Linked DNA regions of Homo sapiens: regions 2 and 3 are each linked to region 1. A link is a loop called in an ENCODE intact Hi-C map of the cell type or tissue named here. Cell type or tissue: PC-3. All regions are shown on one strand. Each heading gives the region's core, and the rest is flanking DNA. Links, peaks and the distances in the headings are about the cores only. Region 1 has its middle 76 kb from the start of AP1S2. Region 2 overlaps LOC124905249 (a long non-coding RNA gene). Region 3 overlaps CTPS2 (CTP synthase 2).

Evidence for each region. A loop is a pair of places that touch in the nucleus more often than their neighbours do. Peaks named below come from ENCODE experiments on the same cell type or tissue, not always from the same donor. Only the 100,000 strongest peaks of a DNase experiment are listed, where the experiment ranks them.
Region 2: it touches region 1 in a loop (3-fold over the local background); 12 of 110 quality-filtered maps call a loop at or near these places.
Region 3: a loop joins it to region 1, with 13 times the contacts of the local background. A loop is called at or near these places in 10 of 110 quality-filtered maps.

The regions. Positions count from the first base shown.
Region 1 is chrX:15,927,007-15,935,254 of GRCh38, forward strand. No RefSeq gene overlaps it. Among named protein-coding and RNA genes, the nearest start is that of AP1S2, 76 kb to the left of the region's middle. In PC-3, for the core only: a CTCF peak has its summit at 3,771 (motif pointing right); a DNase peak (open chromatin) is centred at 3,815.
Region 2 is chrX:16,433,136-16,441,383 of GRCh38, forward strand. LOC124905249 (a long non-coding RNA gene) reads right to left here. Exons shown (of 2, transcript XR_007068397.1): 2 at 4,242-5,926. Among named protein-coding and RNA genes, the nearest start is that of MIR548AM, 190 kb to the right of the region's middle. In PC-3, for the core only: a CTCF peak has its summit at 3,644 (motif pointing right); a DNase peak (open chromatin) is centred at 3,646; H3K27ac peaks cover 827 bases.
Region 3 is chrX:16,659,250-16,667,497 of GRCh38, forward strand. All of the region lies in intron 13 of CTPS2 (CTP synthase 2), which reads right to left. Among named protein-coding and RNA genes, the nearest start is that of S100G, 13 kb to the left of the region's middle. In PC-3, for the core only: CTCF peaks have their summits at 4,972 (motif pointing left) and 5,577 (motif pointing left); no DNase peak of the experiment used is centred there; H3K27ac peaks cover 1,957 bases.

The DNA.
Region 1 (8,248 bases), core at 2,714-5,213:
TTTTCTGCTGATAGCTTGCTGATATTCATGGGAAGAAGGAAGGAGACTGGCTGAATGGGAGCAGAAAAGGAGGAAGGCTTAATCTCAAAGCCCAGACCACTGTGAAAGAAGGGAGGTTTGAGTGGAGGGGCCCTGAGCAACCTGAAGGGAAACTACAGGATAGTACACCCTACATGAAGAAGGGAAGGCCCGGCAGACAAACCTTGTCTACATGCCCTTTCTGTAGGGGGTATATGAATAGAGTTATGGTATCCTTCCAAAAAGGTCACAGAGGTTTCAAGGTGAAGAGTAATAGCATTCATTCATTCATTCAGCAAACATACAGTGACTGCCTTTATTATGTCAGGCACTCTTCTAGGTTCTTGAGATACAGGAGGGAAGAAAGCAGACAGAGATTCCTGCCCACCTGGAGGTTATATTCTGGTGGGGAAAGACAGACAATAAACAGAAGACACAATATAATGTGTTAAGAAGTGAAACTAGGCTGGGACATGGTAGTGTGCATGTCTGTAGTCCCAGCTATTCAGGAGGCTGAGCTGGGAGGATCGCTTGAACCCAGGAGTTCAAGGCCAGCAGCCTAGGCAATCTAGCAAAAGCTTGTCTTCTTGTCTCCAAAAAAAAAAAAAAAAAAAAAAACAGTGATACTAGCAGTAGAAAAACAAAACCAAACAAAACCATGCAACAGGATAAGGGGCACTGGATGTGGGAGGAAAAGGGGAGCCATTGGAGAATTTTGAGCAGAGAAAGCAACATAATCTTAGGTCATAGAAGGGTCTATGCCTCTTGCTGCTAGTGTGTATGTGTGGCAGGGACAGGTGTAGGCGGGAAGACATGCTGGGGGGCTATTATAGTTATTCAGGCAGGAGGTAAGGTGCTTGCACCAGGACGGTACCAGTGAAGTGGTGAAAGTTCAGATTCTGGATATATTTTGAAGATAAAGCTATCAGGGTTTCTTGATGATTGGATATGGGGTGACAGAAGACGAGAGGACTTGAGAAAGTGTCAAGATTTTTTGCCTGAGCAATTGGAAGCCAGGTGTTATCATTCCCTGAGATAGGGTAGACTGCTGATAGAGAAGGTTAGGGGGAAAAAGATTTGGGAATGTTAATTTGAGATGTCTGTTGCATGGAATTGTTGAAAGTAAGAGCCTGGAGTCTGGAGAGAAGTCTGAGCTGGATATATAATTGGGAGGGAGTTAAGAGCATGTAGGTAGAATTTAAAGCTTTGAGACAGAATGAGATCATTCAGGGTGTGACAGAGAAGAAGAGACAGCCAGCATTGATTCCAGGGAACGAAGAGGAACCATCCAAAGAGCACTGAGAAGATCCAACCAGTGAGATGGGAAAACCAATAGAGGGTAGGGTTCTGGAAACCGAGTGAAGACCATGTAGCAGGGAGAAGAGTTTATGGGTTGTGCCAAATGCTGCTGTTTGCTCACGGGAAGAGGAGATTTGGCCATAGATTCAGCAATGTAAAGATCACTAGTGCACTGTAGAGAGTGGGGTCAGTGGAATGAGGGGGTCAAGGGCATAAGTGAAGTGGATGTAAGGGAGAATGAGAGGAGAGGAATTGAAAATGGCAAGAATAGAGAACTATTTTGAGGAAAGACTTACCTTCCTAGAAAGCTATTTGGCAATACATTTAGAATAAATAAAGAAATAATTTTTATTTATTAAATGCAAATTATTAACATGGGAAAATTAAATACTATAATTTTTAATCAATATTCTTTAAACAGGATTTTCCCTGACACAGTAGTTCTAAGAAGTTGTTGTTGTTGTTGTTTTGAGACAGGGTCTCACTTTCTCGTCCAGGCTGGGGTGCAGTGGTGCCATCATGGCTCACTGCAGCCTTGACCTCCTGGGCTCAAGCGATCCTCCCACCTTGGCCTCCCAAAGTGTTGGGATTACAGGTGTGAGACCCCACATCCAGCCTGTTGTTGTTTTTAAGAAAAAAATCAGAGATTTGCATCAAAGTCTATATCTTTTGACACAAGGATGCACATCATGGCATCATTTATGATATGAAAAAAAATGGAGACAACCTGAATGTCCAATAGGAGTGAGGTTAAAATTAATCATGGTACTTCCAGTTTATAAAATAAGCCATTAAAATATTTTTTTTCAAAAACTATTGGTGAAATAGGTTAATGGTTACTAGGGATTTTAAGTGAAAAATAAAACAGGCTATAAAACTAAGTAACAAGGTTATCTTAATTACATGGACAATGTTGACAAAGAAATAATGTATGTGCCAGCTGTGTTTCTCCAGGCTTTTCCATTCTGCTTATACAAATAGAGTTAGAAGAACAAAACCAATGCACATACCATTGGCTATTCTTCCCACCCATGTCTGGGACGTCAGGTCACTGTAAAGGGCCTCTTGAGAGATTCCAGGAGTTCCTCAGGAACTGTCATTCCTGCTGGGTGCTGTCATATTCACTGTGCATTTTAAACAACTGGACCTGTAAGGTCCTGGAGCAGCAGGGTGGTCTGTGGTAGAGGGAGGTCTTTGGTCTCCTCTTGCTCTTGCGTTGCTCTGAGTTTGAGGGTGCTGAGCAGAGCTCTTTATTTGCAGAGTCCTACACAGTTTCAGGTTTTACAGTCCCCTGCTCTCAGTTGGGGGCTGAGCCAGGGGAAGAATCTGAGTGGTGGAGCCTGGGCCCTGGAACAAGACTATTCTGACCCTGCCAGTTACCGTCTGCCTGGACTTGGGCAAGTTATTTCCCCCACCCTTGCTGCCTTCATTTCCTCATCTAAAAATGGGAATAAATTGTTCCAGTTATCTGTTGCTGTGTAACAGACCACCACCTCGTGGCTTAAAACATTAATTTTGCTCATAAATCTGCCATTTGGGCCAGGGTCAGTGGGGACAGTTTGTCTTTGCTCTGCTTCACGTCAGCTGGGGTGGCTGGAAGGCTGGGGCTTGAATCATTCAAAGGCCCACTCACTCAGTTAACTGGCGGTTGATTCTGGGTGTCGGCTGGGATCTGAGCTGGGACAGTGACTGGATCTCCCACTCATGCCTTTCCATGTGGCTTGAGCTTCCTCAGAGCACGGTGGCTGGGTTTCCAAGGCAAGAGAGCTGGGTGAAAGCTGCATGCCAGGACCACCTGGGGGCTTTTAAAAAATGTCTGGCTTCCAACCCCAGAAATTCTGACTTCATTGGTCTGGGATGGATGCAGATATTGCTCCCCAGGTGGTTTTGTGTGGCCAACATTAAGAACCACTGCTCTCATGGAGAGCACATGAAACAGATTTGGCCTCCCAGCCGACTACTACAAGCAGTGAATTTTATTCATCATCTTTTGGGCTCAAGAGGTTCCAGTCATGTGATGTGATGTTCAAAGTGCTGCCAAAGAAATAAGATCAGGGAAATGCTCAAAACAGTAGGATAAATAAGTACAATTACTAGAGCTCCACAGCTACCCTCTGGCTGCTTCAGATTGATAAGTGGATGAACCTGGAGCCTGTGTATTTTGCCAGGGATATTCTGGCAAAGTGGAAAGGCTGAGCTGAAGAACTAGACTGAGACTCCTAGGTGGCCTGTACTTGAGGTGGCAGTTTGATGAGTCAGGTGCCAAGTAGAGTTTTCCCTGTCATTCCTGCAAATTGATTAATCTCTACATCTGAGAAAACCTCTGTGTTATTATTTTATCAATAGCTAAAAGGAGCAGATGAAGATGAATTTTAGCCAGGGCACATCCGAGGGGCTCTTAGTAGATACCACAAGGAATTAAGATCCTGTTACGTTTTAACCTGACACAAGATGTCACCATTGCTCCTGTGCTTTTAGCAATAACAGTATGAAGTCAAACAGCTGTAAGCGTTTGACTCCCCAGTTATACAAGTTGTTTGTTTTTCCACCTCACAGGGAGAAGAGTGAATAACGCTGTCAATGAGGCTTGTTAATCTGTAGCCCATTCCATCCATTCAAGTTAAAGTATTTATTGCATAAACACGTATTTGATTTTTCCCCCTTGTTCCAGCTATGGATCAAGATTAACATCTCTTTGTGAACACTTCACGTGGAGACTTTGGTGAAGGTGACTAAAACAAGATAAGCTGAAATTTTTACAGGATAACTGGAAAATTGCATATTGTGTTTTTGTTTGGCTTCACCGCTGCTGACAATGTTGAAATGATCTCCAGGTACCATGCTTAGTTTGGTGCCACAGTGGAAAAAAGGCATGGACATTAGTCCAGGTTACCAATGGTTAAAAAGCAGAGTGGGTAAAAACTCTTTGGAGGCCTAAAACATCATTGGCAATGTTGCCAAGATGGAGAAAACTGCGCTTACAGAATTTTTTTCACACACAGCACTGCACATGGTTGGAAGGAATACTTTGCAAAGTTGGTTGGAGGTGAGGAAGGCGTGAACTCAAAGTACAGCTGAGTGAAGTGTGGGATTTTAGGGTGGTGTTGCTTTACTGGGAACGTTAAGAGAGGCTGGGAGTACCAAGCACCCTTAGACTCTGTTGTTCCCCTACACTACCCCTACTCTTCTCTCTAGAAACACTGAACATCATCTACAGAATATCTGTTTGAGGAAGTTCCAAATTATTACTCTGCTGTGTGTGTGTGTGTTTTTCTTCTGTCACCCAGGCTGGAGTGCAGTGGCATGGTCATAGCTCACTGCAGCTTCCACCTCCCGGGCTCAATAGATTCCCCCACCTCAGCTTCCTGAGTAGCTGGGACTAAAGGCACATGCCACCACACCCAGCTAATTTTTGTATTTTTTGTAGAGACAGGGTTTTGCCATGCTGCCCAGGCTGGTCTCAAACTTCTGGGCTCAAGTGATACATCTGCCTCATCCTCTCAAACTGCTGGAATTACAGGCGTGCACTGTGGCTGGCTGTTGTATTTTTTTTTCTTTCTTTTTTTTCACCAAAGTATTAATATCAATTGACTGAAGCCTGTGGAATTACAGTGATAAATTTCTTTGTTTTCCAATTTTTCTATAATGAGTATATAACTAGAAAAAAACCCTTCAAAACCATATGATTCCAGAGATTTATAGTAAAGAGAGATGTTGCATGTTATTAGTTAAAAATATATTATTGTCATCTACTTCCTAGTCAACCCAGATTAAGATGTATCTAAAGCTCTGAATCAATCAGGGTCCTGGGAGGAGGTACATGACACATTCAAATTAGGTGGTTTGAAGAGAATTTAATAAAAGGACTGTTTCCAAAGGTGCGGGCAGAGTGTAGGGAAACTGTAAGGGAGAATGCAGTACCTGAGGGTAGAACAGTGGAGCTGTTACCACCATTAAGTCTGGAGAACAAGAGGAGAGAGAGCTTTGTGGACCACCCAATGGGTGTCGTAATCTGCATTGGAGAATTGTAGACAGCCTATGCTGCCAACACATGGAGGGAGCTGGCACATTAATGACCTGATCTAAATCAATCTTCTCTCTCACTCCAATCCCACCTATTAGCCAATTCAAGTAGGAGTATTAATGCCGTCCATAGGATTCGACTTCCCAGGACACTGAACAGAGAGGAGCTGGGGAAAGAGTAAATCTGAGAAGGAAATGGAAGATGTACAGCAATGCTTTTTTTTTTTTAGAAGCGCTACATTTTATTCAACTCTTACTTGAGTCAGAGATAAAATTGACCCCCATTACACATTCTTTTTGTAAGTAAGTAGGAATATAGTTTAAAGATATAGTTAAGGATATAGTTAAGGAGGCTGGTGGATACTCCAGAGCGGGGCCATGAGGTGTTGTGGTTCAAATAGTTCAAATTCCCACTCTGTTACTTACAGGCTAGGTGACCTTGAAAACATATTTAATTTACTTGAGGCTTTGTTTCTTTATCTGCAACTGGAGATAATAATACACATTCGATGGATTTATTTTGAGGATTAAATGTATATAATGTGTTTAACACACACCTCACACTTAGCAAGGGCTCAATAAATACATTTGTTAGTAAAGACTCAATATAAGCTTAGTTTAGTGGAAACAGTGCATACATAAATGGGGCTTGTCAATTGGTGGATCTCATTGTAAGGCGATTAAGAGGGCACCTGGATGTTCTTTGGGGATCCCCATATGTTAGTATCTTAGGTGTTTTCTCAGGGATCATTCTCTTATCTGGACAGTAAATGAGTGGCTGTTGATGTTCTCAGAGCCAAGTTGGGGAAGGAGCTGGGAGGATATCACTATTTGGGATGTAATAACTTCGAGTAAATTCCTCCATTTTCAGTTTAGCACCCCTGCCCTCAGCTACGGCTTTTGTTTTTAAAGCTTTCTGCCACTCAACCTTCAGAGGTACCTGGTGACTCCAATTCCTGAGCATCCCTGAGATCTTGCAGCCTGAACTGGCTTTTTCTTGCCACTGCTACCTGACTCCGAATCCTTGCAGAAACTTAGGTTTTAGCTTTCTTCTAAATCAGCTGCCACTTAGCCATCTGCTTCCCAGCTTTCAAAGTTTTATGGCCATTTCTCATTTGCTGCCATCTACTCTCTCATTCTTTTTGACCTTATGGCCTTCCTTTAAAAAAAATCCTCTTTCCTGCTACAATTAACCCAAGATCTTCTAATCCTCATTTTGTTTTGTATCTAAAACTGAATGGGTGCTCAGGAGAAACTACAAGTAGCTTAAGGTTATTCAGCTTCTCAGGGTCACTTTTCCCCAAGCACTCACCTGCCAGATATCTTAGGAAGCCCCATTTCCACCTTATAAACTTACTTTTCTTTGCTGTGTTGATTCTTCCTGAGACATTTGGCCCATTAAACCCAGTGCATTACATATTCCCCCATTTCACTTTAGAGTCCAGTTTTTTTTTTCTTTTATTTCTGAGAAGACTGGAGGTGTGCACATGATTAGGATTGAAATGAATGAATTTATACTCTATTTATAGAAATTTGGTGACATGTCTCCCAAGGTATAAATAGAACAATGGGTGTTGACAAGATTTTCTGTAACCGTGGATACCCTGCAATTATTCTTGAATCATACTCATTGTTTATCTGTATCTGAAATTTAACAAACAGGGCTCTTGCTACTAACTCAGAATTTTTCCAATGAAAACATGTCTCCCATAATTATTCTCTTCTCATGAGTCAGGCTGCATCTTTCAAGTTTAAATTCAGCTAATACATTTCAGTGGGTTGAATCAATCATTGTTCTTGGATAATGACTGAAAATTCATGATAAAAATAATAACAATGGTGATAACAATGATGACAGTGTTGTAATAAAAGCAAAATATTCCAACAGAGTAGTTTGAAAAGCACCTGGCACTAGATCATCTACAATGACATCTGCAATCCTTCCAGTTCATCCACTTGGATGCAACACTTGGGAGAATATCTGCAGAATGCATTGGTCCACCTAGCTTTACATGCTTCAGGATTGTTTTCAGTTTTTGTATTCCACAAAAGCTCTCTCCAGAGTAAGTAACACTATGTAACCAGTTCAGTGAATATTCCATTTGATATACTTAAACTGGTTGACCATTCAGCAATTCACTTTGTTTTACACTCCATTTCCTCATTTGTAATATAGTATGCCATAGACATTTCAAGTATAACTTAAAATTGTTTTTAAGCTTCTGAGTTTGTAGCAAAGCATATATTTTTCTTGGATGTTTTCTTTCTTCTGGGGTTCTGGCATTCTCTGAGTTAGCCATACTCCATTTATAATGATCCACTTTATTATAGCTAAAACCTGTCATATCATTACATCTCAAATAACCAAAATACATCTCTGAAAAATATTCTAGAAAGTTTTTCTGATGCCAGGAGCAGATTTGAATTATTCTTATTGTTCTAATACATGTTAAAGCAACTTGTTTTTATCCAGCTCTCTCTCTTCTTTTTATTAATCACATAGTTTTATAGAATATATGCATAATATTTAATATAAGTCAATATTCTAATAAAAATGAAGTCTTCAAAATGCTTAGGTTTCATTAAAAAATTAGTGTAAAACTACAGCCTTGGGGAGGTATTCCCTAAACTCCCTTCTGGATGCAGAATTACATTGGATTTGATTTCCATATGGTTTTATGGTTTCCCTGGAGAAAGTCAAATGCTTTGGGAACTGTGACAACAATGCAAGGAGTGAAGGGGAAGTTACCTCATTTCAAGGAATAGAAGGGAACAGTATTCACTGAGGAGGATTTCCATTGGGAATAGGGAGTGTTGGACCAATAGTTAAAGTACTTATGGGAAAAGGAAGTATAAAAATTAAATCTGGCACCACAAACTCTCTTGAAAACCAACCTCTAGGTTGGGA
Region 2 (8,248 bases), core at 2,291-4,790, 510 kb after region 1:
GAGGATTTGTTACAGTAGTGATAGGAAACGAATGCAATGCCTGACAGCTACCCAAGTGCACAGCTTCTTTTGCCCCCACACCCACACAGGAAATGCAAGTTTGCCACAGAATGACATCCAAAGTGTCATAAAATCACCTTGACACAGAGAAGCCACAGTCACAGCTTCCCAACAATCTTTTATATGGTTCCAGTAACACAAGCCCCAAAACTGCATGTCAGCCCCCAGCAGCCCCAGTCCAGAAGAGGTCCCACAGAGCAGGGCTTCACAGCAAGCAGGGCAGGTGCAATATTCCACATCTGTTGATCACTGCAGTTTCCAAAGAAACAGGACTCTGTGGTCGATGGTTCTCACAGGCAGGCCTGGATCAGCCCAGTGCTAAGGTTAACCCTTTACTCACAATTGTGATCCCAATGTCATAATATATATGTACATTATAGATTGGAGGAATCTGTCACTGTTTGAATCTTGGGTGCAAATAGGGTCCCCTCCCCACAGAAGCCAAAGGCCAAGTACTTGCTTTCCCTGGACCCAGGCACTAGGAAGATGATGCACATGACCTAAGCTCAGCCAATCAGGATGCCAAGAAGGAAGTTTGGAATGTCTTCTAATACTGTCAGTCACGACAGCGTTCAATGCCCAGTGAGAAGAGCAGTTGGACCCAAAAAGTCTGGCTTGGGACATTTTGGGACCACAGGATTCTAGTCCATTTCCTGAGCCTGGTTCAACAGCTTTCCCATTACTTGATAGCCTTCTAATCAATTCCTTTTCTGCTTAGGATAAGCAAGCTCAGTTTATGCTGTTTATGTCATGAACCCTAACTGGATCAGAAATTGTTACCAGGAGGGGCTTCAGACAGCAGATCTTCTGGAATTGAGGAGAATCCAGGATTGGTTATATAACTTGGTTGGGGTAAGGGCAGCAAACATTCAGGAATGAAAATCTGGTAAACAGTGGCCCACAGTGGAAGAGCAACTAATCAAACTGTAATTTATACAGTAATTTTTTTTGTAAGCAAGACTTGGGGGCCCACATTGGTGGTTTGTAAGCAAGCCTTGGGAGCCCACATTGGTGGTGCCATATACAGCAGCATGAGAAACCAGGACTGGAGAATGAGGTGGCTAATACTGGAAAGCTTAAAGAGAGAGAATGATACTCAAATCCCTAGTTCTTGGCTGAAAGCAAAACCCAGAACCAGGAGGATTTTGTATCCCTGTGCTAAAAAAGAATGTCTTATTTTTTGTAGCAGCAGTACAAAACTACCCAGAATCAATCCTCTACTCCAGTGGGGACTAATTTAGAACATCAACTGAATCACAGACTCATCAAGGGCCTTATATGAAAGTTAGGGCATCAATAAGGAAAGAGCAGACCCTGAGAACTGCAATGGTGTTCAGTGGGAGGGTGTCAAGGCCTCAAACACCAAATCTCCAAACTCCACTGAACCTAGGTTTTCAGCTCAAGCCATTCTTCCTCCCACGTCTGAGGCAGCTCATGACTTACCTGAAGACTCCGTAACTCTCTTTCCTTGTAAGAATTACCTTGCACAAGGAAGACTAACCTTCACAGGCCCTGAATCCCCTAATGAAGGGGAAGTCAGGCAGGGCCTTAAAGAAGTGTCCTGAAATTACTTCACAAAAATATTGGGGAATCTTCCTCCTATCCTTTGACTTGTAAATATTTATCAAGGAAACAGCGTATTGGGCAAAGGGAAATGCCTACCCATTTCAGATATTATTGAACATTGAATCTGAGTAAATAACACTGCCACTCACTAATTAGGGTGGAGACTTACAAGATTCAGGTGATCAATAGCATTTAGGTCCCAGTCCCAGTCTAATTTAAAGTGGACAGACTAACACTCTGAACTCAGCCCATGATAGTTTATCTATCTGTTTCCTAAGGATTTACTTTGAATAGGTAAATCTAGCCACTGCTAGAATCCCCACATTGTCTCTGAACCACAGGTAAAATAAGTCCAATGGAAGCCCCTAGGATTACCCATTGCACTCAAAATGAAAAATAAAAAGCAATACCATATCTGAGAAAATTATAGCAATTAGTGTCACCATGAAAATCTTAAGAAATGCAGGGAAGGTGATTCCTAGTACATCCCCACCTAACTTTCCAGTTTGTCCAGTGCAGAGGATGGGGGCTTCTTGGAGAATGATGGTGGATTGACATGTGCTTCATGAGGGGGTGATTCCAATTGCAGCTGCATTTATGGATGTGGCCTACTAATGAGGAAACATAACCCAGTCCCTGGTGTCTGGCATTTATTCATTCTTCAGTGAATTGAGCACCTACTATGTTCCAGGTAATGTTCTAGGTACTGGGTATAGTGAAGTGAGCAAAACAAACAAAAATGTCCATCCTTGCAGAGTCAAATATCTTTGTCTCTTATCTGATAAACACCAGAAGCATTTTGCTTTTACCTAGCAGGGATAGCAGAACACCTTACCAACTTGTCACAGGGCTTTTCTAGTTCTGTTCCACAATTTGCTATGCAGGAACCTTGACTTTCTCGCCACCACACAGGACATTCCTGAATACTGTATCATATTAAGAAGACATGAAGAGCAGGGACCAGATTGGCTGGGTTCAAATCCTATCTCTACTGCTTTCTAGCTGTGTGATTTTGAACAGGTTACTTAACCTCTCTGTGCCTCTATTCTCCTATCTGTAAAAGGTAAAATCCCACGGTATTTTGGGGAGGGCTAAAGTTGTTAATATATGTAAAGTGCTTTAGTACCTAAAGAAATAAATTTTCCACAAGAATGATTTTCATTTAGTGAGAAGCCAAGACTTTCACATTACCATGCTGGCCTCCACACACATTCCCTTGAGAAAAAAAGGTGAGAAAAAAACTCATTAAAAAAAAAAGGTGAGGAGTAAGTATCATCTTACTATTAAGGGTCAGTTGAGTTGCTGCTACTCGATACAAGCAGGGATGAGTATGAATGAAATTGGGTGAGTCTTACAGTTCCTCCTATTATTATCTTGTCCAGTAATAAAAATTAATGAAATACTAATACAGGACAATCCAGGCAGGCCCACCAAGAGTTCAATTTCCTTAGAAATGAAGATTTGAGTGACTCTACTAAGTAAAACACACTGAGAATCTGAGGTACAGGCTGCAGGCAAAGGAGATCTGGAATAGGGAGAGGTGGGAGTTATAAATACCAGCTGTTGCCTTGTGGTAGAAGTATAAATGGTGACAGTAGACGCTACACATTTCCTTGATTACTGTGACATGAAAATATGGAAAGAAAAGTACATGTGGATATCAAGTAGCCAAAGAATACATTGTAATTGCTTTTCTAGGAAGGGTTTTCCAGGATCTGGATGCTATCCTTAAATCTGGAGAATGTCCCATGGCGTGAGCCTTAGGGAAGGCAGTTCCTCCCTCTTGCAAAAGAAAAGATCAGATTCTGGCTTTCTCTGAGCCCTGGCTGCTGCGCTAGGAGGGGGCACATAGTCTAAGCTTGGCCAATCAGGTGCTCCCACTCAGCTCTTTGAATCTTGAGTTAATGACTCAAAGAAAGTCTTAGCGGTGGTGCTGACAGGGCTTCTAGTATCCAGTGCAGCGGTGTCACCCACAGAATATGTCCAGCAGTGGCAACAGAGGCGTCCGAATCAGACTGTTCCACTAGAGGGCGCTCGAAAGAAGTTCTGGTAGCCCAGTTTAATATGGATGCCTCCTACCACGTTCCCAGTCAGGTTCTCCAAGAGTCCCATATTTCTTTGAGCTGCCTGATATCTTACCAATAAGCTTCTTTTCTCATCAAGGTAATGAGGGTAGCTTAAAGTGATTTGCAACCAAGAACTCCGGCAAGTTTTCACAGAAAAAAAAAAAAAAGACTGAAGAGAAATATATCAAAATGCCAACATTTTAGAATTAAAGTAATTTTTATTTTCTACTTTACGTTTTTCTGTCATTTTCAAATTTCCTAAAGTGAACATATATCTTACTTTTAAAGTTAAAATGTTAGTAGAGATAATAAAAATAATACTAATTGATGGCAATTGGTTTATTAGTGAACCAATTTTTAGAAAAGTAAAGTACTGGGGAATATTTAAAAGGTATGTTTTGGTGGTGGGTAGGAAAAGTTTGAAGTACAGAATACCTGTTTAGGACAGTGCACTTAGGTGAGACAATGAGAGCTCTTCTAGAGAGAAAAATACCTTAAAAGGGTGTCTTAGCCAGCTCAGGTTGCAATAACAAAGTATCATAGACTGGGTGGCTTAAACAACAGAAATTTATTTTCTCCCAGTTTTGGAAGCTGGGAAGTTTAAGATCAAGGTTCTAGCGGATTGCAGATTCTGGTGGTGCCACAGCTTTCTTCCTGGCTTGCAGATTACTGACTTTTTCCTGCATCCTTACATGGCCTTTCCTCTGAGGGCACAAGGAGGGGGAAAGAGAGAGAGACCGCACATGAGCATGAGTGAGCGCATGTGCGGGCCAACCCCAGTGTCTTTTCTTATAAGAACATTAATCCTATCAGATCACGGCCCCACCCTTACAACTTCGTTTAACCTTAATCACTTCCTTAGAGGCCACAGCCACACTGGGGGTTAGGGTTTCAGCATATGGATAGGGAGGTGGGGGTGTAAACACAGAGGGGATGAGACATCAAAGAAAAAATTACCCTGGTTCTGACACTTTCAGATCCCTGTATAAAAAACAGGTGTTGGGATGGGAAATATTGTCTTTTCATGACATTCGGCATGATCTTGGGGGTGCATGGCTAAAATAGTATGGTAGACAAGATCTACCATACTTAGACAGAAAGTCAAGAAATGCAGTGCTCACATCATCAGAAAGATCATCAACATAGACACAGCCAATCCTCATTATTCACAGATTCTCTGTTTGCAAATTTGTCTACTTTCTAAAATTTATTTGCAGCCCCAAAAATCAATATGCTTGGAACTTTAGCAGTCATTCGCAGACATGTGCAGAGCAGCAAAAAATTTGAGTTGCCCAACGTGCACGCCACCAGCTGAGTCAAATGAGGCGACACTCTGCCTTCTTGTTTCAGCTCTCAGGCTATAAACAAGTGTCCTTTTCACTATTTAGTGCCATGTTTTTTGCATTTTTGTGCTTTTTGTTGGTGATTTTGCTGTTCAAAATGGTCCCCAATGACTGGGTAGGGTGGCTTACACCTGTAATCCCAGCAATTTAAAAGGCTGAGACGGGTGGGTCACTTGAGCCCAGGAGTTTGAGAGCAGCCTGGGCAACATGGCAAAACCCCATCTCTACAAAAAATACCAAAAAAAAAAATTAGCCAGGCCTGCTGGTGGCATGTGCCTGTAGTCCCAGCTACTCTGGAGGCTGAGATGGGAGGATCACCTGAGCCCAGGGAGGTCGAGGCTGCAGTGAGCCATGATGGCACCACTGTACTCCAGCCTAGGTGATATGGTGAGATCCTGTCTCAAAAAAACAAAAAACCTAAAAATGGTCCTCAAGCTTAGTGCTGCCTAGCACTCCTAAGTACAAGAAGGCTGTGATGTACCTTATGGGAAAATAAATAAATAAATACATAAATACATAATTTGTGTTAGAAAAGCTTCTTTCAAGCATGCATTCTAGCTGTAAGTTCAATGTTAATGAATCAACAATATATATTAAACAAGGTGTCTTTAGACAGAAACATATATAAAACAGGGTTATGTTTGATCTATTCATGACAATGTAGTTACCAGAAGCTTGCAGGAACTTGTGCTTTTCCCCTAGGAACGATGTTTAGTATTCACTGATTCGGTGTTCATCGCAAGTTTATACACCCTAACTACCCCAAATAATGAGAATCAACTGTATTTAAATCACCAGGAATTATGCTGGAGCAGTGCTGGAAAGAATGACAGGAAGCGTTCTTCCTTGTACTCTTCAAGAAAGAAGAATGACCCAGGACTCTGGAGATGACTGCAACAAGAAAGAGGAGAAAGTGGTGAAGTCTGATGGCATGAGATGCAAAGCCAAAGGACATTAGGAAGGAGGAAGAAATTTCTGGAAGAATCAATGAGGAGCAATGAAACAATCAATGGGAACTAATATCAGAAATGTGAGACAGCAGGGGTAGGTTTGTGACAGAAATTTTTTGGCTCTTAAGTGGCACTAAACCTCACTATGGTATTCATCATCCCTCCTACGCTCTGTAATGGGAGCCCTGATTCTCCCCCTCTTCACATAGCTACAATAGCGGGTCACCTCGCTTCTAAATCTTCACATTTGGAAAAAGAAAAGAACAGCTTCATAGTACAAAGGCATAATTCTGCTTCACAACTCAGTATGTTACAAAATATAATCCATTTTCCTTTGCCATTTTTACATAAACACTTTTATTATGCCCATAGAGAAGAAAGGTTACCTTTTGAGGGAAATTATTCATGAGGGAAAAAAAATTAGAATTTTGAACAAGCCATTTAGGTGACCTATAGAGATGTGTGAAAATAGGATTTCAATCTGTATTCAATGACTAATCCGAAAAGATGAAAACGTAATTAAATTGCAGTAGCACCCCTCAGTTTAATTTAACCTTTAAGGGGCCTGGTCAATGTTCTCTTAAAATTAATTTCAACCTGTGACTTTCCAGGGAACAGAGAGAAATAGAACTTATACTTAAATACATGCATGCATATTTATAAACATAGTTTATTTACCTTTATGCTTTTTCTCCCAACAGGTAAGTCTAGATTGCTTTTTTAATTTATTTATTTTACTTTAAGTTCTGGGATACATGTGCAGAATGTGCAGGTTTGTTACATAGGCATACATGTGCTATGGTGGTTTGCTGCACCTATCAACCCATTATCTAGGTTTAAAGCCCTGCATGCATTAGGTATTTGTCCTAATGCTCTCGCTCCTCTTGCCCCCCTCCCCCGCCCCCGCCAACAGGCCCCAGTGTGTGATGTTCCCTTCCCTGTGTCCATGTGTTCGCATTGTTCAACTCCCCCTTATAAGTGAGAACGTGCAGTGTTTGGTTTTCTGTTCCTGTGTTAGTTTGCTGAGAATGATGGCTTCCAGCTTCATCCATGTCCCTGCAAAGGACATGAACTCATTCTTTTTTATGGCTGCATAGTATTCCATGGTGTATACGTGCCTCGATTAGAAATTTACCAAAAGTTTAATATCTCACAAGTTCAAAAAAAGTGTTCAGAGCTTGCTTTTCTCTACTTATTTTGGGTTTATCATTTCATTCCTTTTAAAAATATTAAAGAAGTAGAAATCAAATTATGTGCCAGTTTGACAAGATCCTCCCACCTTTAGGAACAGAAAAAATTTAATAAATTGTCATCACTAGCCTGAAATGATTGAATATATAATTTACCTAAAGTTTAATAAAATAGCTGAACTAGGACACAATGGGGAGAAGTGTTTCATGAAGAAAAATGTGGACTAATTCATATGAGAATTATTTTAAAGGCATACTTGGAACTCTTGCTTGATTAAGTTTAAGAAATAGTAACATTGCCAAGGGCTGGCACAAGAAGAAGGAAGCAGACACTCTCCTACACAGCAGTGGCAATTTAAGCTGTGTCCAAATTTCTAGAAGGCAATTTGGCAAGATATATCAAAAGCTGTAATAACAGATGTCCCCATTGACCACAACTGCCACTTTTCTTGGAATTTATCTTAAGAAAATGAATGAAGGATGTAATAAAATTTTGCACAACATTGATTACTCTGTTGTTTAAAATTAGAGAAAATTAGAAACAATGAAAATGCCTAACAATAAAGAATTGCTTAAATCGCAGGGCCCTCCCTCTCCCACCCTCACTCCCTTCAGTCTATTCTCAGTGCAGTGGCCAGTGTTATCCAATTAACAAGCAATGACCTGATGGTCACATCACTCGTGTGCTCCAAAGCCTCCAATGGTTCCCCTCACTCAGGGTCAAAGCCAAATCTTTACCATGATCTAGCACCACATTTTGCATAGTATAGAGTTGCTATTTAAGTGGCTCTTCCCTACAAGGGTATGTGATCCAGGTAACCTGTGGTCTTCACCTTAGACACAGAAGAGTCTAGAATTTTAAGTAGCTCCCTCTGAAAGTATATTCCAGATGATATTAGCCCTGAGAGACACATAAATGTTTAGTATTTTCTACAAAATTCTGAGTAGATTTGAGATATTGAACAGAACGCTGTTTTTCCCTATGAAGTGACTATTGAGTTCTGTATCACTATCAAGTGACTATCATCCATCATCTAGACTACTGCAAAGCTGCCTACTCCATTTCCTGGCCA
Region 3 (8,248 bases), core at 3,609-6,108, 730 kb after region 1:
ACTATACAAGATGCCATGAGAGACACAAATTTCCAGACCTCTGAGATTCTAAGTCAGTAAGTTTGGGACCAGGTCAGGGGAAGGATTCATCAAAAAAGTAGCATTTCAACTGGGCTCTGTAGAAAGAACCTTGAGGGGAGCATGCAGGAAAGGGGCAGCAGTGGGCATTCAGAAAGAGAGAAAACAGCCCAAGCAAACACATCATGCCCAAATGCAAGGCTGTTTAAAGAATGTGTACACCATGTTTGGGGTGGAATGTCAAGTATGAGGAATGAAGAGGGCACACCCACTTCAGATCATGAAAGTCTTTGGTCACCATGCTGAGTCCACCCAAGGTCACAAAGGGAGTAAGAAGGTGTAGGAGTCACAGAATGACAAAAAAAAAAAATTGTATATATTCAAGGTGTACAACAAGATGTTTTCATCTCTGTATACACTGTGGAATGATTACCACGAGCAAGCTAACATATTCATCACTTCACGTAGTTACTGTTGTGTGTGTGTGATGAGAGCAATGAAGATCCACTCTCTAAGCAAATTTCAGCCTCCCGAAGTGCTGGGATTACAGTATTATTAACTATGGTCCCCATGCTGTACATTAGATCTCCAGAACTTACTCATCTTATAACTGCAAGTTTGTGCCCTTTGACCAACATCTCCCCATTTCTCCCACACACCCCACATTTTCCATTTTCTTTATCTATTCATCTATCAGTGAACACTTAGGTTGATTCTGTATCTTGGCTACTATGAATAATGCTGCAACAAACATGAGTGCAGATACCTCTTGAACACAATAATTTCATATCTTTTGGATATATACCCAGTAGTGGGATAAGTGGATCATATGGTAGTTCTATTTTTAATTTTTTGAGGCACCTCCACACTATTTTCCGTAATAGTAATGCCAATTTAGATTCCCACCAAGAGTGTGCAAGGGTTCCCTTTCAGGAGAATTTTTCTTTCTTTCTTTCTTTCTTTTTTTAGACAGGGTCTCACTCTGTCACCCAGGCTGGAGTGGAGTGGCATGATCATGGCTCACTGTAGCCTCGACCTCCTCAGGCTCAGGTGATCCTCCCATCTCAGCATCCTGAGGAGCTGGGACTACAGGTACACACCACCACACCCAGCTAACTTTTTAATTTATTTTTTATTATTTATTTATTATTTTTTGAGACAGTCTTGCTCTGTCACCAGGCTGGAGTGCAGTGACGCAATCTCAGCTCACTGCAACCTCCACCTCCCAGGTTCAAGCGATTCCCCTGCCTCAGCCTCCTGAGTAGCTGGGACTACAGGCACGTGCCACCATGCGCAGCTAATTTTTTTGTTTTTAGTAGAGACAGGATTTCACCAAGTTGGCCAGGATGGTCTCAATCTCCTGACCTCGTGATCCACCTGCCTCAGCCTCCCAAAGTGCCAGGATTACTTTTTTATTTTTTTGTAGACACGAGGTATCACCATGTTGACTAGGCTGGTCTTGAACTCCTGGGCTTAAGCAATCCTCTCACCTTGGCTGCCCAAAGTGCTTAGATTACAGGTGTGAGCCACCGTGCCCAGGCAAGAACTTTTCTTTCTCTGAGTAGAAAAAAGTTACCTCAGCCAACAGTCTGATGTCAACTCTAAACCTACTATCCCCACAGAGACAGTATCAAAGGAGTATTAGGCTCCCAGAGTGGTCTGTAAAAAGCTATTTAACCCATATTATAGCTGCATTTTTTTTTTTTTTTGAGACAGAGTTTCGCTCTTGTTGCCCAGGCTGGAGTGCAATGGCGCGATCTTGGCTCACTGCAACCTCCACCTCCCAGGTTCAAGTGATTCTCCTGCCTCAGCCTCCCAGTAGCTGGGATTACAGGCACCCACTACCACGCTCAGCTAATTTTTTGTATTTTTAGTAGAGACGGGGTTTCACTACGTTGGCCAGGCTGGTCTCAAACTCCTGACCTCAGGCGATCCACCGGCCTCAGCCTCCCAAAGTGCTGGGATTACAGGTGTGAGCCACCACACCCGGCCTATAGCTGTATTCCTAATGACTACTTTTATGGGAAAAAGGATTTTTAGCCCTAACTAACCTCCAAGTGATTTCTATATGATCTTTGTAATAGTCAGGAGATGCTTACTTCAACACTCTAAATGCAAGAAAATCCTCAAAGTAATCAAAATTGCCTAAAAGATAATTCTAAGTGGGCCATCTGGTTTGTTTTCAACACCTCTTAATTTGCACTCCATATGAAGTTGTTGAAAAATAATACAGATGAGGAAAATATTTTAAACAGGGCTTCAACTAAAGGCAGGAAAATGTTATGCATTAATCAATTATACTTCATGTATAACAAAAATCAACTTTCACCCAAATCAGCTTTTAATTATGTGACTGTTTCACAAATCTACTATGGTAGATGTAAAATTCACTTAACCCTGAAAATTCCTGGATCAAAAAGGGATAAATGACGTCATACCTATGATAAATAATGAAAACTGAAATAATATCAAATACCAAAATCTCAAATATCCATTTGCATCTCGTTAAAATGCTTTGAATTTCTCCCTGTTCCTTTCCCATACCACCATCCAAGTGTGCATGTGTGTGCTGATGTCTTTTGAAGGTGGAACATGAATTCTGTCTTCAGGGTGTAATATCTTATGTAAATTTAGAATTTTTAGTTACCTTTTTCAACAAACAGAAAAGAAATGCTTAGAGTTAAGCACATTCACATGCCTACACATTAGATTGAGATTGTTCATTCATATATATATATATATATATGCCTCAAAAGCTGAAAATATTCAAAATATAAAGTCCAAAGTGCTGTGAACTACACTACAGATGTACTGGAGAGATCTGAAGCCAAATTCAAGGTCAAGGATGTCAGCAGCAGCCATGTGATTGATATAGGGTTAGAATGTAAGTCAGCAACAGCTACGCTCTTGGTTATGTACCATCTAGAAGGCAGCTGAGACTACTTTGAAGCAGGGCAAAAAACCAGAGTTGCTATAGAACCCTAAGTATTCTGCAAAGTCCCAGAGCCTTCAATTTCACCTTGTGGATTAAGCAGAGAAATGACACAATAAAATAAATTTTACTCATTCTCTCCTGGGCACTCTGAGACGCAGAAAGAGTCTACCTTAACCCTTAGGGAAAAATCTGTTTCTCTTTTTATGTGTATAACAGACACTTTCTCTTGGAACTGTTCTGGATGCCAGTGTCTCTATTGATTTCATCAACAGCCATAGCACTAATCATGCATGCCAAAGGAGGGTCATGATGACCTATGAAGAGATCTTAGGAGTAAATATTCCCTATAGAAGGCTCCTGGTTTCCAAACTGTTTACTTTCCTAGCTAGAACAGCCAGAATGACCAGTCCCCACAAAGTAACTGTTATTTGCTCAAGCTTAAGTAACTCTGCAGGCTTCATGGTGCTTGCTGCCTTATGATTCTATCTCCTTAGTCTTTTTTTTTTTTTTTTTAATAAGACTTCTCACATCGATACAAGTGCTAGCTCTTAAGGCTATTTTTCTCCAACAAACATTGCAGGCCATAAAGACGTTCAATAGCAATTAGCTTTTATTGTTCTCATCTCACTTATGTGTATAGGAGCCATCAAAATGTAAAATGCACACATCCTCTGACTTAGCAACTCCCCTTCTAGGAATCTATCCCTGCAGATGTGTTCGCGCGTGGGTGCAAGGATATATGTACATGGATACTAATTTGCAGCATAAATTAAAGCAGCAAAATAATGGACACAAACTAAATATGAGACTGGTTAAATAAATAAGGATGCAGCCATATAGCATACAGCAGAGCAAGCACACCGAAGACATCCCTGCACATTGATGTGGAATGATCAGTATATAAAGCAAGGTGGGAACAGTGTCTGGAGCATGCTACAAAGTTGTTTTGTTTGGTTTTGTTTTGAGACAGGGTCTCGCTCTGTCACCCAGGCTGGAATGCAGCGGCGTGATCACAGCTCACTGCAGCTCAACCCCTGGGGCTCAAGTGATCCTCCCCCTCAGCCTCCCGAGTAGCTAGGACTATAGGTGCATGCCACCATGCCCAGGTAATTTTATTTATTTATTGTAGAGGCAAGGTGTAACTATGTTGCCCAGGCTGCTCTCAAACTCCAAGACTCAAGCAGTCCTCCCGCCTCAGCCTCCAAAAGTGCAGGGATTACAGGCATGAGACACTGCACCTAGCCAAGATCTTTTTTTTAAACGCAATACATATTCATATGTGTGTGGCTAAGTGGGTATACACACACAAAAACACACACACAAATCTCTGAAATAACTAAAGAAATGCATCAGCTGAGCTCCTGTAGTTTCAGCTACTTGGGAAGTTGAGGTGGGAAAATCACTTGAGCTCAGGAGTTCGAGGCTGTAGTGCGCTATGATCACACCTGTGAATATCCAGCCTGGGCAACATAGTGAGACAGCCCATCTCTTTAAAAAGGAAAAAAAGAAAGAAAGAAATGGATCAAAGTAGTTGCCACTGGGGAAGGGAACCGAAGTGAGGTGGGGGCAAAGGAGAGACAGTTCTGTACCTTTTTCTGCAGGGCTTAACTTTTTTACTCTGTGTAAAAAAAAATTTTTTTTCATTTTTTTTGAGGCAGAGTCTTGCTTTGTCACCCAGGCTGGAGTACAGTGGTGCAATCTCGGCTCACTGGAAGCTCTGCCTCCTGGGTTCACGCCATTCTCCTGCCTCAGCCTCCCGAGTAGCTGGGACTACAGGCGCGTGCCACCACGCCCAGCTAATTTCTTTATGTTTTTAGTAGAGACAAAGTTTCACCATGTTAGCCAGGATGGTCTTGATCTCCTGACCTTGTGATCTGCCCGCCTTGGCCTCCCAAAGTGCTGGGATTATAGGCATGAGCCACTGCGCCCGGCCATGTGTAAAAATTTTTTAACGCACGTACACACACCCCCAGTAAAGAATAATCATCAAAGAATTAACCTTGCCAACACTATCTAACAGTGGCACCTACTGGTAAAATCACTTCCTATCCCAAAGTATATCTTAGAAAAGAAAACCCATAGTTTTCCTGGCACAGCCATTTCAGCTATTAGTCAGGAAATATGTTTATATTAAAGGCTCATAAGGAACCCTTCATTGGTATTAGGCCTTCTGAGCATAAGACTTAAAAGTACCATCTGGCTGGTAAGTTATGGTTCATTATGGTTTGAGTTACAAGCTATAAAAAAAAAGAGTGAAGAATGCTTCTATGTGCTTCCGTGGGGTGATCTCCAGCATACAGTGTTAAGCGAAAAATGCAAGGCAGGAAAAAACTGTGTAGAGTATGCTACCATTTCCCTAAGAAGGGAAGTGGATGACAAAGACATACAGCTTTACTTATATGTAAAAAATGGGAAGATGAACCAAGAAAAAAAAGAATGAATGCTTGCCATAAGGGAAGGGATTAAACAGGCTACAGGGGACAGAAATAGAACTAGATTTCTCTAAATCAGTGGTTCTCAACCAGGGCGATTCTGCCCCTGCCCCCAAGAGATATTTGACAATATCTGGAGGTACTTTTAGTGTCACAGTTGGGCAGGGGTTAGGGAGTGATACTGGCACCTAGTGGGCAGGAGCTCCCACATACAACAAAGAATGATGTGTTCCCAAATGCCGATAGCACAGATTATATATAAGGAACTTATATCTAGAATATATAAAGAACTGTTACAACTCAATAATAAAAATACAAATACCCTAATTTTAAAATAGACAAAGGATGTGAATGGACCTTTCTCCAGAGAAGACATACAAGTGGCCAATAAACACATGAAAAGATGCTCAACATCCTTAGCCATCAGGCAACTGCAAATCAAAGCCACGATGAGACACCACTTCACATCCACTAGGATGGCTATCATCAAAAAGACAGAAATAACAAATGTTCACAAGGATATGGACAAATTAGGACCCTCATACATTGCTGGCAGGAAATTAAAATGTTGCAGCCACTTTGGAAAACAGTCCTACAGCTCCTCAAAGGGTTAAACACAGAATTACCATATGACTCAGAAATTCCACTCCTGGTGAAATGAAAACATATGTCCACACAAAAACTTGCACATGAATGTTCACAGCAGCGTTAGTCACAATGCCAAAAAGTAGAAACAATGCAGATGTTCATCAATGGATAAATAAAATGTTTCATGTCCATATAATGAAATATTAATCAGCAATAAAAAGAAACAAAGTACTGATACGTGTTACAACATAGACAGACTTTGAAAACATTATCCTAAGTAAAAGCAACCAGTCACAAAAGGCTACATATTGGATGATTCCATTTATATTAAATGATTCAAACAGGCAAATCTATGAAGACAGAAGGTAGACTAATGGTTGCCTGGGGCTGGTGGAGATAGGAGGCTTGGGGGTGTCAGCTAAGGCGTGTGGGGTTTCTTTTTGGAGTAATGAAAATGGCCCAAAATTGCTTGTAATGAGAGTGGCACAGATCCGTGAATATGCTAAAAACCATTGGATTATACAGTTTTTTGTTTGTTTGTTTTTTGAGACAAAGTCTCACTCTGTTGCCCAGGCTGGAGTGCAATGGCACGATCTCAGCTCACTGCAACCAACGCCTCCTGGGTTCAAGCAATTTTCCTGTGTCAGCCTCCCTAGCAGCTGGGATTACAAGCATGCACCAGCACGCCCAGCTAATTTTTTGTATTTTTAGTAGAGATGGGGTTTCAACTTGTTGGCCAGTCTAGTCTCGAACTCCTGACCTCAAGTGATTGACCTGCCTAGGCCTCCCAAAGTGTTGGGATTACAGGCGTGAGCCACCGCATCTGGCCGGATTATACAGTTTAAATGGCTAAATTTTGTGGTATATGAATTGTATCTCAATAAAGCTGTTTAAAAAACCAATCGCGATTGTGAGGCGCGAGCTCCATTAGAAGTAGGTGCCCAGCAGCAGGGACACGACTGGGTGTGCATGGGTGGCTGGCAAACAGGCTGACTGAAGGCCAACCATCATCTTGCAGAACTCGCTCTGTTAGTGGTGAGCACAGTAGCATGAGGCAGAAGGCAGAGGCAGGTAAAGAAAAGAGGTCAGGAAAGGTTTCCTCAGATGAATAGGAAGTTGTTGGTAACTGAGTTGTTGTTAATTAAATTTTTCAATGCTTTTATTGAGATTCCAGGGGGAGAGGGATTTTAGGCAGGTGGACATCTCAGGTATAGGGAACCTCAGGCTGTATCTGAAAAACTAGTTTAGATTGTCCAAACGTAAAACTCAAAGCATGTAGCCTGGGCAACATAGTGAGACCTTGTCTCTACAAAAAAAATCAAAAAATGAGGTGGGAAGATTGTTTGACCCCGGGAGGTCTAGGCTTCCGTGAGCCGTGATCATGCCACTGCATTCCAGCCTGTGTGACAGAGTGAGAACTTGCCTCAAAAAAACACAAAAAAGAAAAAAACTCAAAGCCTGGGAGGAATCAGGATGCCATGGGATGAATCAGCAAAGCAGCAGGTGACAGAGCACAGTGGCTTTGGGACCCAGCCCAGAATCCTGGACTGAATATTTTAAGGGAAAAGAAACTGATGGAAGATGAGGACTGGCAGCAGAATCACTGTCGCTTTTGTTTTAGAAAGACAGATGACCACCAGTGTGGAAAATAGGCAGACTGGTGATGAGTCTGGAGACAGGACAGCTCATTTATTTATAGTAGATGTTATAAATTGTTGTCACAGCCGATTTAATCCTTTCCTAAACATTAAGCTTGAAAGCTGCGACAAAGAGAAATCAGTCCAGGATTGTGACTGTCTTTAAGGCATAGCTGAGAAGATGGACTATCAAGAACAAAGGAATTTAATATAAGAATAATGTAATTTAAAATGTTCTGGTGCTGTAAAGAAAAAATAATAATAGACCCCCCCCCGCCTTTTTTTTTTTTTGAGAAGGAGTCTCACTCTGTCACTGAGGCTGGAGTGCGGTGGCATGATCTTGGCTCACTGCAACCTCCACCTCCCGGGTTCCAGCAATTCTCCTGCCTCAGCCTCCCGAGTAGCTGATATTACACGCATCTGCCACCACAGCCAGCTAATTTTTGTATTTTTAGTAGAGACAGGGGTTTCACCATGTTGACCAGGCTACTCTTGAACTCCTAACCTCAAGTGATCCGCCCGCCTTGACCTCCCAAAGTGCTGGGATTACAGGGGTGAGCCATGGCGCCCAGCCAATAGCCCCTTATGAATTTAGGCAAGAGCCAGGACCCAAGTGACAATGACTGGACCCAGAAAGA